2 separate regions of the Homo sapiens genome follow, and region 2 is linked to region 1. A link is a contact called in ENCODE Hi-C or POLR2A ChIA-PET data. All regions are on one chromosome and are shown on one strand. The core of a region is the stretch at or near the end of the contact, and the rest is flanking DNA. Distances in the headings are between cores, read along the strand shown. Region 1 has its middle 34 kb from the start of ATP2A2. Region 2 overlaps ATP2A2 (ATPase sarcoplasmic/endoplasmic reticulum Ca2+ transporting 2).

The links. Hi-C counts contacts between places; a loop is a spot of excess contacts on that map. ChIA-PET counts read pairs that join two places held with the same protein, here RNA polymerase II (POLR2A). Pooled maps may share reads with other maps.
Region 2: a loop to region 1 is called in a map of Calu3, with 7 times the contacts of the local background. The contact joins two enhancer-like sites. A Hi-C loop is called at or near these places in 2 of 168 maps with a recorded cell type or tissue (Calu3 and K562) and 1 of 50 pooled maps. POLR2A ChIA-PET finds 5 or more read pairs at or near these places in 7 of 52 experiments (HepG2, OCI-LY7, PC-9 and 3 more).

Annotation. Positions count from the first base shown.
Region 1 is chr12:110,243,898-110,249,886 of GRCh38, reverse strand. No RefSeq gene overlaps it. Among named protein-coding and RNA genes, the nearest start is that of ATP2A2, 34 kb to the left of the region's middle. Within about 2 kb of position 2,011, at least 22 of the 41 ENCODE cell types and tissues checked have a DNase peak (open chromatin) inside an H3K27ac peak, as active enhancers do; they include PC-9, where a contact is called at or near this core.
Region 2 is chr12:110,335,155-110,340,903 of GRCh38, reverse strand. It overlaps ATP2A2 (ATPase sarcoplasmic/endoplasmic reticulum Ca2+ transporting 2), which reads right to left. Exons shown (of 20, transcript NM_170665.4): 12 at 1,501-1,623; 13 at 1,183-1,401; 14 at 1-245. Among named protein-coding and RNA genes, the nearest start is that of ATP2A2, 57 kb to the right of the region's middle. RefSeq lists enhancers at 1-403, 1,811-1,910. Within about 2 kb of position 1,250, at least 7 of the 41 ENCODE cell types and tissues checked have a DNase peak (open chromatin) inside an H3K27ac peak, as active enhancers do; they include PC-9, where a contact is called at or near this core.

The DNA.
Region 1 (5,989 bases), core at 762-3,261:
CTCTGGGCACCGTGCAGGAGCAGCATACTGGAGGGGCCTGTGGCCTATGGGGATGGCCAGGAAAGGCAGGGTCCCCTACCAACACTGCAGGCCACCCCCAGGACGAAGGCATGGCGAAGGGCACTGATGGCAACTGGAGGCCACCTGTTGGAATGGGACATGGCACTGGACCGACACTCCCTTCTCACAGTCACACATGGAGGGAGCCGTTTCCACCTTATGGAAACTCCTCTATCATCCTCCTTTTCCAAAGAGACTGCTTTTCCAGAAAAGGCCCTGAGTAAAAGATTCAAATCCCAGACATCCTCTTCCCTCTCTTCCATAAGCTGCTGATGATAGTCCCCGTCTACAGAGTCAGTGTTGATGGGCTTCACCTGCCAGCTGACCCCTCAGGGTCAAACCAAGGAAGCAGAACACCCATGGGCCCTGAGATGGTTCCTGACACCAGGCCACAGAGCAGCTTCCTGCTGTGTCTAAAGAAACACGGATTAGCCATGCTTTGGCCGGGCTGCAGTGCTATGTGTCTTAGGTTTCAAGCTGGTACCAGCTGCACTGAGGGGAAATGGTTGGGGAAGTTCTCCCGTTTGGCTTCTTTCCACATGGAGGACGGCAAAAGGAAGAGGGAGCTTAGAGCTGCCATGCTGGTACTGATGCCTTAAAAATGATGATATAAACACAGCCACAGGAGTCAGCCTGTGAGTCCCTGATGGGGACCAGAGGAGAAATGTCCTGACTTACCCTTCAGCCCACACTCTGCAAACAGAAGTGACCCAGCCCTCATCTATCACCTCAAAAGCTAAACAACTTCCTCAGACAGCCCCATGGAATATAAATCAGGAGGGCCCTAGCTTCTAAGAAACCAGTACACAACTACAGCCCTCAGAAATACTCATCCTCATCTTCTTTCTTCCTCTCCTTTCAGAATAGGGTGCTAGCAAGTCTTATCTGCAGATGAGGCCAGGCAAGGTGGCTCATGTTTGTAGTCCCAGCACTTTGGGAGGCTGAGGTGGGTGGATCACTTGAGGCCAGGAGTTTGAGACCAGCCTGGTCAACATGGTGAAACCCTGTCTCCACTAAAACTACAAAAATTAGCCAGGCATGGTGGTGCACGCCTGTAATCGCAGCTACTCAGGAGGCTGAGCAAGGAGAATCGCTTGAACCTGGGAGGTGGAGTTTGTAGCGAGCTGAGATTGTGCCACTGCCCTCCAGCCTGGGCAACAGAGTGAGATTCCATCTCAAATGAATAAACAAACAAACAAACAAAATAACTGCAGATGAAGTAGGAGGTCACCTTAAGCATGTTACTCAAATTCTCTGAGCATGGGTCCTCATCTGTATCTATCTCATGGGTTTGAGGTGGGAGGTAAATGAGATCATTCATTCAGTTCTTAGTATAGTACTACCTTGATAAATATCATCATTTCAGCAGCTGAAGGCCATTCTCAGGTATAAAGAAGGAAAAACAACACTTCTATACTAATCCCAAACAAGAAGGCTATATGGGCCAGGGCTTCAGTGATTCATGATGTCCAAGCCTTCTTGCTCCTGCTCTCTCTCACGCCAAGTCTGTGCCAGACCTGGTTGCACTTGGCAACCTCAGCGCCTCCAACTTGTTTGAATTCTCACAGAGAATCCCAATGGGTACTCCGACCTGCTGGCGCAGAGACAAATTCAAACACACTGGGGTGGCAGTGAAATGTAGTATAAGAAATAGTCACAAGGAATGTTCAAGCTCTCAGAATGCCTGCAGAGCTGGGGTTTACACAGAGGGCCCCACTTTTCCAGACAGGCAGGGTAGCGAGCTTACAAATTATTTCCTTTCATGCATACTTTCACGATAGCATCATAACACATGCAATAAACACGTTTGGCTCCCTACTGAACAGGTACAGACACGACAGCTTTTCTGTTTTAAAGCTCCTGAATGCCAAAGCCTTCTCCGCTGCTCTGATGCCCCAAACTTCCCTGCCTGGGAATTGGATCTGGGGTAATGAGTGACCCAGCAGGCAGAGATGACAGATTCCTGCCTAATGTAGCAATGCTGGGACAACCTGGAGTATCTGGTGTGGCGGGCAGGCACAGGCAGGATGGGAGAGGCAGCCGTGAGTACACCAACCTTTGTCCCTGTTTGCTCTGGGAGAGGGCAGGCCCTGCCAATGCTGCTCTCCTCTCCTGGTGCCTCTGCCTGGGGCTCTTGGCTAGTCAAACCTCCCCGGGGACCTGAGACGACCTGACCCTGGTGGGTGGCAAGCCGAGACCTCTTCAGGCAGTCAAAGGGTGCTCTGGCACCTCTGACATGACACAGCAGGTGTGGGGCTTGGAGGCCTGCGTGCTCCTGCCCCCTGAGGAAGCCTCTTTCCTTCTGGCTCCTTCCCAGCTGAAAGCTTATCATTAACTAGCCGCCCAGAAAATGATGACCTACTCCAGGGCACTCCTTGGTTCAATCCACTACAGGGTCCGAGGGAAACACAGAATGACAGTGCAGAGCCTGAGCTGGGCAGTGTTGCGTGCCTTCCTCTTGCCAGCCTTTGTCCTCTGGGGCAGGGGAACACTCCTTTTTTAGCCTTGCTTACTGCCATATAAGTGGGTGTCTTGAGGAACCTGTGTGTTCTTTCTTCTGGCAAGGCTGCCCAGTTCTCTGGTTCCCCAGGTTAGGTACAAACAGGGTGACAGAGATACACGTCTGGTGGGGAGGTGGGGACACTCTGGCTCTTGCGTGAGAAATCCTCCTGCTTGCTCTCTCTCTCTCTCTCTTTTTTTCCTGGATGACACTGCTGGGGCTTGAAGCAGGTTGATCCTGAAAAGCAACTTTTCTTGAGAAAAGTCTGAGGGTTTTCTCTTTTCCTAGGAAGCTAGGCCCTGGCCCCCTGGCCCCTTCACCTTATGGAGGGCACTCCCTCTGCCAGGGCCCTCCCAGCTGGCAGAAGCGCTTACAAAGGTCAGAGAAAAGCATCCTTCCCTTTCACAAATAAACAAACCCAATCCATGTGCTGGAGGACTTAGAGTATATTAATAGCCAGATATTTTGTTTTCCTATTCTGGTGCTTATCCCCTTCCACTAGGATGAAAGATAAGAGAACACAAAATGTTCTCCATCAGCTACCCTTCTCCCCTCCCCCAGGGAGAGGCAAGCCAGGGGAGTGCGCTCTTCTGTTTAAAGCCATTCCTGATGGAGGAACCCTGAGAAAATAGACTTAAAAGTTTATATTCAGTCTCTCTTGGCTACTGTTGCTGCTCAGCAAAGAAACTCTATATTGTTTAAACCCTCCAGGCGAACGGGTTGCAAGGCAACCTTCAAACAATAGAAAATACCCCAAACTAAAAATAAAGGCATTAAGAGATGGAAAGCATGGTGGTGCTTTGGTGAAGTGATTCCAGAATTGGGGCAAGGGAGAAGGTCGTTGATCAGGCTGCTTGTGTGTGACATCAGCCCGTTTGCCTGCTCTCATCCTTATCAATTGAGTTTCTTATAATCCAGACATATGGGGTCCCGCTTCTTTTTATTTCTGGACTCTCAGTCCTCTCACTGGTCATCAACTGCTTTGGGCGGGAGGGTGTCAAAGGCCTGTAAGGTTGGGTGCCTCCTGTCCTCAGGAAACTTCCTAATCAATGCACTTATCCCACTGGCTCCCAGCTGACAAGGAACAGCACTTCCATTCCTGAGAAATCCTTAGAAACCCAAGGACAGACAGGGCTGGGGCCCAACTTAATCATAAGGTTCTTACAGGAAGAAGGCAGGAGGGTCAGAGTTGGGGAGGACACGTGAGGACAGAAACAGGCTGGAGCGACGGGCTTTGAAGACGAGGAAGAGGCCACAAGCCAAGGAATATGGGCAGCCCCTAGAAGCTGGGAAAGAAAAGGAAATGGCTTCTCCTCTAGAGCCTCCAGAAGGAACACGGCCAAGCCAGCACCTTGATTTTAGCCTTGTGAGACCCACTTTGCACTTCTGGCCTCCAGAAATGGAAGATCATGCATTCATGTTGTTTTAAGCTACTGGATTTGTGGTGATTTGTTACAACAGGAGATTAATACAATCATGAAAAGGAGAACCCGAGGAACTTTCATAAGGACAAGGAGTTGACAGTGAGTTCCTGGGCACTGCAGGCAGGTGACTGGGAAGCCTGGTGCTGCCCTGGCCCTGCCCTCAGTGACTGCTGCTCTCTGGCTGTGTGCTCTTTGCCACAGATGGAGGCCAGCAGGGGGCACTGAGCCAGCAGGGCTGCCTTTAAACAATCAAACACACATCAATACAAAGGCTGGGGCTTTGCCCACGGAGAGGGCAGGCTGATGGGTGTATTATCCAATAAGCAGACCTGAGCAGCGGGGACGTTTTCACCCATGACCCTTGGCCCACCCCAATCAGTGTCACTCAAAGAGAGATCAGACTGGAAGGGGAAACTGGAAGAAAGAAAAATACATCACCTCCACCCCCTACTCCAGGTTGCTGTCCAGCAATTACTGAAGATTCCCTTGGACTTCTCTGGAAGGAGACATGTAAGAGACTTCAAGGCAGGTTGTGAGCAAGTTTGCCTTCTCTCTGTCTATTCTCTGATTAAATGTCTTCTAAGGACATTTTCTTCTCTGGTATAAGAGAGCCTAGGAAATCCTACCTCAAAAAAAAAAAAAAAAGGTGAAGACCAATAATTTACTCTGTTCTCATGACATTTCTAGGAGACAAGAACCATCAGTCCCATTATATAATTTGGGACCCTGAATTACAGAGAGGGCAAGCAACATGGACATGGCCACACAGCCAACCAGAGCGATTCACTCAAAGCAAAACGCAGCTCTCCCGGCGCCTGCACTGGTACTGCCCTCTGTGTGCTCACGCTTAGTCTCAGGCTCTGGCTAACCGGGTCAGTAGGGCGTGGCCTCTGGGTAGGTGGTCCTAGTGGAATGCAGAGATAGAAAACCATTAAACCTGTCATCACAGGGCAAGCTACTGACGCCTCAGTGGGAAGATTTTCCAGACCAGAGCTCTGAATTGCTCTGGGGTGTGTGTGTCAGTTTGGAAGGTAATCAGGGGAGGAGGGAAGGTCCTAAATAACAGCCAAGTCAAGGTATTTGCACTCTACTTTGCATAAATAAACCCACAAAGAGCTTTCATTTTTTTCTAGCATCAATACAAATCTTTTTCTAGCTTTTTTCTTATTCATCTGCCCTGTTTCTCCCTCCCTTTATCATTCTTCTGAGACCGCCTGGAATCTACCTTTAGGAGCAAAGCTAAAAGATTCTCCAAACTCACTGCCAGCGGATTGAAGTGGCTTATGCCGAACAGCTGCTGAACCTTCAGGACCAGCTCTATGAGGGCCCACGGCTCGGCATGAACGCCAGCAGCTCCACACACTGTGGGCGATCTCCACTGCCCTTTCACGCAGAGAGACTTCTGCAGAGCCACCCTCATTTCTTTCTTTCTTTTTTTTTTTGAGACAGAGATTCTCTCTGTTGCCCAGGCCAGAGTGCAGAGGCGTGATCGCGGCTCACTGCAACCTCTGCCTCCTGGGTTCCAGCGATTCTCCTGCCTCAGCCTCCCAAGTAGCTGGGACTACAGGCGTGTGCCACCATACCTGGTTGATTTTGTATTTTTAGTAGAGATGGGGTTTCTTTCTTTTTTTTTTTTTTGAAACGGAGTCTCACTCTGTTGCCCAGGCTGGAGTGCAGTGGTGTGATCTTGACTCACCACAACCTCTGCCTCCCGGTTTCAAGTGATTCTCCTGCCTCAGCCTCCCGAGTAGCTGGGATTACAGGTGTGCACCACCGCACCTGGCTAATTTTTGTATTTTTAGTAGAGACAGAGTTTCGCCATGTTGGCCAGGCTGGTTTCAAACTCTTGATCTCAGGTGATCCACCCGCCTCGGCCTCCCAAAGTGCTGGGATTATATGCGTGAGCCACTGCGCCTGGCCAGATGGGGTTTCACCATGTTGGCCAGGCTGGTCTTTAACTCCTGACCTCAAGTGATCCACCCTCCTCGGCCTCCTAAAGTGCTGG
Region 2 (5,749 bases), core at 1-2,500, 92 kb before region 1:
CAGGCGTCTCGCTGGGCGGAGGGGTTGAGTTCATCAAACTCCCGGCCTGTGAAAGCTTTTGACGTCACGTCCTCATCCTGCCCGAAGATGCCGATGCGGCGACAGATGGCCACAGCAGTGCCCTTGTTGTCCCCAGTGATCATGATGACCCGGATGCCTGCTTGCCGGCACAGCTTCACGGAGGAGGCCACCTCGATTCTCGGAGGATCCAGCATGCCCACGCAGCCAACGAAGGTCAGATTGGTCTAAAATAAGAGCATCACTTTAAATAAAAGTGGCAAGTTCTAGTTTTTGTCCCCTAGTTTGAAAAATGCCCAGTTAAACATTGAGACAGGTTTCTGCATTTTTTTTCTTTTTTTTTTTTTGAGGCGGAGTTTCGCTCTTGTTGCCCAGGCTGGAGTGCCATGGCGCAATCTCAGCTCACTGCGACCTCCGCCTCCCAGGTTCAAGAGACTCTTCTGCCTCAGCCTCCAGGGTAGCTGGGACTACAGGTATGCGCCACCACACCTGGCTAATTTTGTATTTTTAGTAGAGATGTGGTTTCTCCATGTTGGTCAGGCTGGTCTCAAACCCCCAACCCCAGGTGATCTGCCAGCCTCGGCCTCCCAAAGTGCTGAGATTACAGGCATTTGAGCCACCGTGCCTGGCGGTTTTTGCATTTTCTTATGAGAAAAAAAAATACCACTACACCCGTTATCAAACCATTCTTTAACTCTTGTGCTATTCTGAGCCCACAGTACCAAAGCTTCTTCATTTTGTTCATAGCTTTAGGATGTCACATCCTTGATATAAAAGAATTCTACTCTGAGTAGAAAAGTGGAAGTAATCTCCAACTTGGATCTTTTGACCTTCAGTAACTAATGAATATTCTAGAAATGTCACCAATTTAAAAAAAATCATGATTTAGATGAGAGGCAAAATGGGGTTTACAAGCTTAAGCTCATCTTGATTATTCTACTTTGAAAATATTCTACTTTGAAAATAACACTTTTATGAAATTATTAACTATGTATGTTTGAAGCAGCAAATTTTAAGGGTGACACAGCTGGCAGGCAGAAAAACAAATAACCACACCTCTTTCTTGGCAAAAGTGAGAACTGTTTGACCTTTTGCTTGAAGGAGTACTGTTTAAACACAATGAATCGTGCAGGGTGTGGACAAAGAAACTTTTCATTAGCTAACCTCATATTTAATAAAGTTGGCAGAGTCCTCAAGGTGCATTTCTTCTCTTCTCAGTGGGTTGTCATGAGTGGCCAGGGCCAGGCATCGCAGTGTGTCGCTGCCACTACCCCACTCTCGAATGACAGACATGATCTTCTGTTTGACTCCAGAGGTCATAGGAACCTTAGTACTTCCAACTCGAATGTGGGTGCACCTGTCAATGACACCTTCAGGAGCACCCTGGAAATGTTACAGATTTAGATAAACAATTTTGTTTTATTGGTTCACCGGGATCTTAACCCTGGCAAGAACATCTCAATTGCAATCTGCCATACTTGCCTTCACAAACATCTTGCTCATTGATGTCCTGCTTGGTTTATTTGGTGTACAGTAAACCGACATTGACTTTCTGTCACGTGAAAACTCTAGAGTGAATTCCTTTTTCATCAGCTGTTTAATGACCTACAAAGGGAACAAATATGGATACTACTGGGTGGCAATTTCTGAACTTTTTTACCTAACAAGCAGTAAGCACACCTATTACATGACAGATGCTAGGAATATAGCAATAAACAAAACAGACAGGTTTTTGCCCTCATGAAACTTGTCCCCTATTTTGGGAGAGACAGACTAAGATGCAAAAGTAACACAAGTGCTATAGAGAAAAAGGGAAGGGGGATAGAAAATTTGCATACATACATATGAACTGTTACATAAAGTGGCCAGAAGGCGGTGACATTTGAATAAAGATGGCCCCATGGGGCCTGAAAAGATGTGTGTGAACCCAGTGGGTGGTGGTGAAGACCCACCAGGCAGAGAACGGAAGTGCAACCTGGCAAGTCCTGGAATGGTAAAGGAGTGCCAACGTGGCTGGAATAGAGTTTACATGAGCAAAAGGTGAGGCAGGTAATGGCAGAGGATGGTAGAAGCAGGTCATTAAGACCTCAAAAGTCATTATGGGGCATTTGGCTTTTAAGACAAGTAAAACAGAAGACAACGGAGGGTCTCAAGCTCCAGTTGTCAAGAATTGGCTGAAGGTGGTCGGGTGCAGTGGATCACCTGAGGTCAGCAGTTCATGACCAGCCTGGCCAACATGGTGAAACCCTGTCTACAAAAATTAGCTAGGTGTGGTGGCAGGCACCTGTAATCCCAGCTACTCAGGAGGCCGAGGCAGGAGAACTGCTTAAAGCCAGGGGGGCAGAGATTCCAGTGAGATGAGATTGCGCCACTTCACTCCACCCTGGACGAAAGAGCAAACTCCATCTCAAAAAACAAAAGCATTGGCTGAAGGGAGACAAGGAATACCATTCAGTATAATGACACTGACTTAAACTAGGGAACGTTGGAGGTGAAGAGATGGCCCCAAGCAGAGCTGTCCACCAGAACTCTGTGAAAGATGGCAATGCTCTGTGGCCACTGTTCATGTGGCTGTCACACGTGATGGATAAGCACTTTAAGTGAATATGGCTAGGGCATCTAAGGAAGTGTTTTTAGGTATTCTAAGTAGTTTTAGATAGCTAGTGGCTACTGATTATAGTAATGAGACCAGAAGAGATCATGGGAGTAACTATAGACAGAAATGGCTGAGGACTATGGAGCCTTCACCTCCTGGTGCCTTGTGAAAGACCCAGCTACAAAGACCTCGAATGAGAGGCCAGGGAGGGAGAGCAAGTATGGGATCGTGGAAGCCAAGTGAAGAGGTGCTTCAAAGAGGGAGCGAGTGACAGCACCAACAAAATAGGAAGACGAAGACTGAGAATAAACCTTTGGCTTTATATCGTTACCTACAACTAAAGATACCCCTTCTCTTCCAGTTTTTGTACTTTTCTTGCCTATTACACAGACCAGGAATGCCAGTATAATACTGCATAGAAATGGTGAGAATTCTGTTATGTTAGCATGGTCTCTGTGTAAACACACTGTCAGCGTTAAAGACACACTTTTATAGTCTTAGTTTGGTGTGATAAGATGCGTTTCATCATATGCACCTACTGAGGTGACCTTATTGTTTTTTCCACCTTAATTTGGTTAATGTGGTGAGTTAATTATATTTGCTCCCACTGACACACATTTAAAAATCATCATAGAAATCCCCAAGAACATCAGCATCTAACCTAGGAAGCTACGGGAGGACTGAAGGCTGATGAACTGACTAGATGGGGCTCAGGGCCCTGCAGCGATCCTGCTGGCCTGCCAGCCACTGAACCGTCTCAGGCAGCAAAGGAATGGGTATGAGTGCTACGCTAGATTCTGTATCATCTCAATCACACGTGTGTTTAGTTTCAATTAAGCATTTGCGCCAATGGCACTGGGATGACTAAAGGAACACGCAATGATTCTGAGGAAGGCGTGGACCTACCCAGGTAAGAGGTCTTGGGCTGGGAGTGGGGGAGGGAAATCCCTTTCAGTACTAGGCTGGCCAAGAACCACAGACCTCACCAAACAAGCCATGGGGCCAAAATGCTGGACCTGCTCTCTCTGCTTCTAAACTACACATGGGTTCCTGCTGTCTCAAGTGGGAAGGGAGGCAAAGAGCTTGTGTTTGGAACTCCTTAGTGAATGAGCAGCATGACAGCTGTTTCCGATCCCTTGGCCAAGGGATGTGAAAAAGATGGGACAAGGGAGCTCTGGAGCAGGGAGACACAAGGATGACAGTATTGCCCGTACTTGTGTGGTCACTGGCTAGTGAGCCAGTGCTGGTTCAGCCCCATTACATGACTTGTTTCCCATCACTCAGTGGAGTAGTCAGAGGTCTAGAATCAAACGACTCAAACCCTCAATCTGTGAAGCTGTTTTCAGGCTGCCTCAGATTTTTAGTTACACCAACTAATAGATCACAGGCAGCGTGGCTCTGCCAGGATCCAACTCCTTGCTTACTGGCAGAGTGAATAAGCCTGGACTGCTTCGGGTTCATGGAAGACACATGGGTAGAGGGAAGAAGCCAAAGGAGTGGTCCAAGGCCTTCATGGCTTTGAGACTGCTATTTGTGAATTGTGCATCAGTTTACTGAAAAGGAATCTATATTTCAGCTGAGACAGTCTCAATTCCAGTGTGAGTTTTGTTTTCTCAGGACAGTATAAAGGAGACAAAATGCTGCCTCACACTAACCGGAAGACCACGCCATACAGGTCATGGAAGGGCTAGGTGTCCCTAACTGCAGGCTGGACATGATGGTCTAGAACTTTTCACCCTGAGATTTTGTGTGGTCACTAAAATGCCTGATATTTGAGGTTATTAAGAAAACAGGTATACTGCTCCCTCCCAACTCAGGCTGTACTACCCCCCAATGACACAATGCCTCCTCATTTGCCCTTATTATCCAGGAAGGGATGAAAGGGCTTATGACATACAAAAAGCATTAAACGTGGTGACAACTAATCATTTTGCTAAATGAGGCTTGCCTTTATACAGCTGTGTATGACAACTAGAAAAGGCTGAGTTTTACCTCTCTCCTCCCCCAGACCTGTTCCTTCAGGCAGGCAGAACCTCTCCCCTTCCCATCGCTCCTTATTCTACCAGGGAACCCTAAGTTACAACAATGTCCTATAAAGAGGCTGCAAAAGTACTGACTGGCAGCCCCATGGTGATGACAGACAGGTAGGTCTGATGCTAAAAAGAGGTATGTTCAGCAGAACCCAATTCCATAGGAATCCAAGCTCCACAGCTAGGAGACAGTGGGCACTGAGGATGAGGCTGTTTGCAGGCAAATGGTCTGGTGGACCTATTAGAGGACCATGTGGCTGTGCAGACCCTGGACTGCAGATAGAGGGTATTCACTCTAAGATAGTGTAGGAGGGCTCTTGCCCAACAAGCAATCACCCTGTCTGCCATATAAAAGGAGCAGCTGCTGCTGCTGCCACACAGCTCAGGAATGATGTTTCCTGGGTGGTGGTTTGTGGGGGCAGGAACCAGACATAGACTTTGAGAGCCTGACTTACGTCCCTAAGCTCCTTCTGCTCCTCCCTGGCTGCTCTGAGAGCATCACACTCCTTCCTCCAATACAATCAGCTTCCGCAGTTCCCATTCTTGAGCTGCTTCTGTAGCTTGCTTCTTCTCTCCCACCTGTCCTTGGCACCCACGTGACCGACTGACCCACACAGACTTTGTGTATTGCAACATCTTATCTGCATATCACTTCTCATCCAAGCAATCATCTACCACTTTGGCCAGGATAAGATAAAGGGAGTTATCCTTCAAGTTTAGCCACTTCAGGCCTTAATTTTTTTTTGAGATGGGGTCTGACTCTGTTGCCCAGGCTCAAGTGCAGTGATGCTGCAACCTAAACTCTAGGCCTCAAGTGACTCTCCCGCCTCAGCTTCCCAAAGTGTTGGGATTACAGGTGTGAGCCACTGCGCCTGGTCCACTTCAAGTTCTTAAGCTGAGCCAAGTGACAGGCAGGGGGACCAGTCTTTTGAGGAGACCCAGGTGCTAGAGACTCAATGGATGGCCATTCTTCACCAGCAGCCGTTGCAAAGTGTTTCTACTGAGGTCTAGGCTCCCCGGGCTTGTGAGGCCACAGAAATCTAAGGGCAGTACTGCAGGACAGGTCCAGTATGGTGGTCTTGGCAGGAGGGAGCAGCAGCTCTTT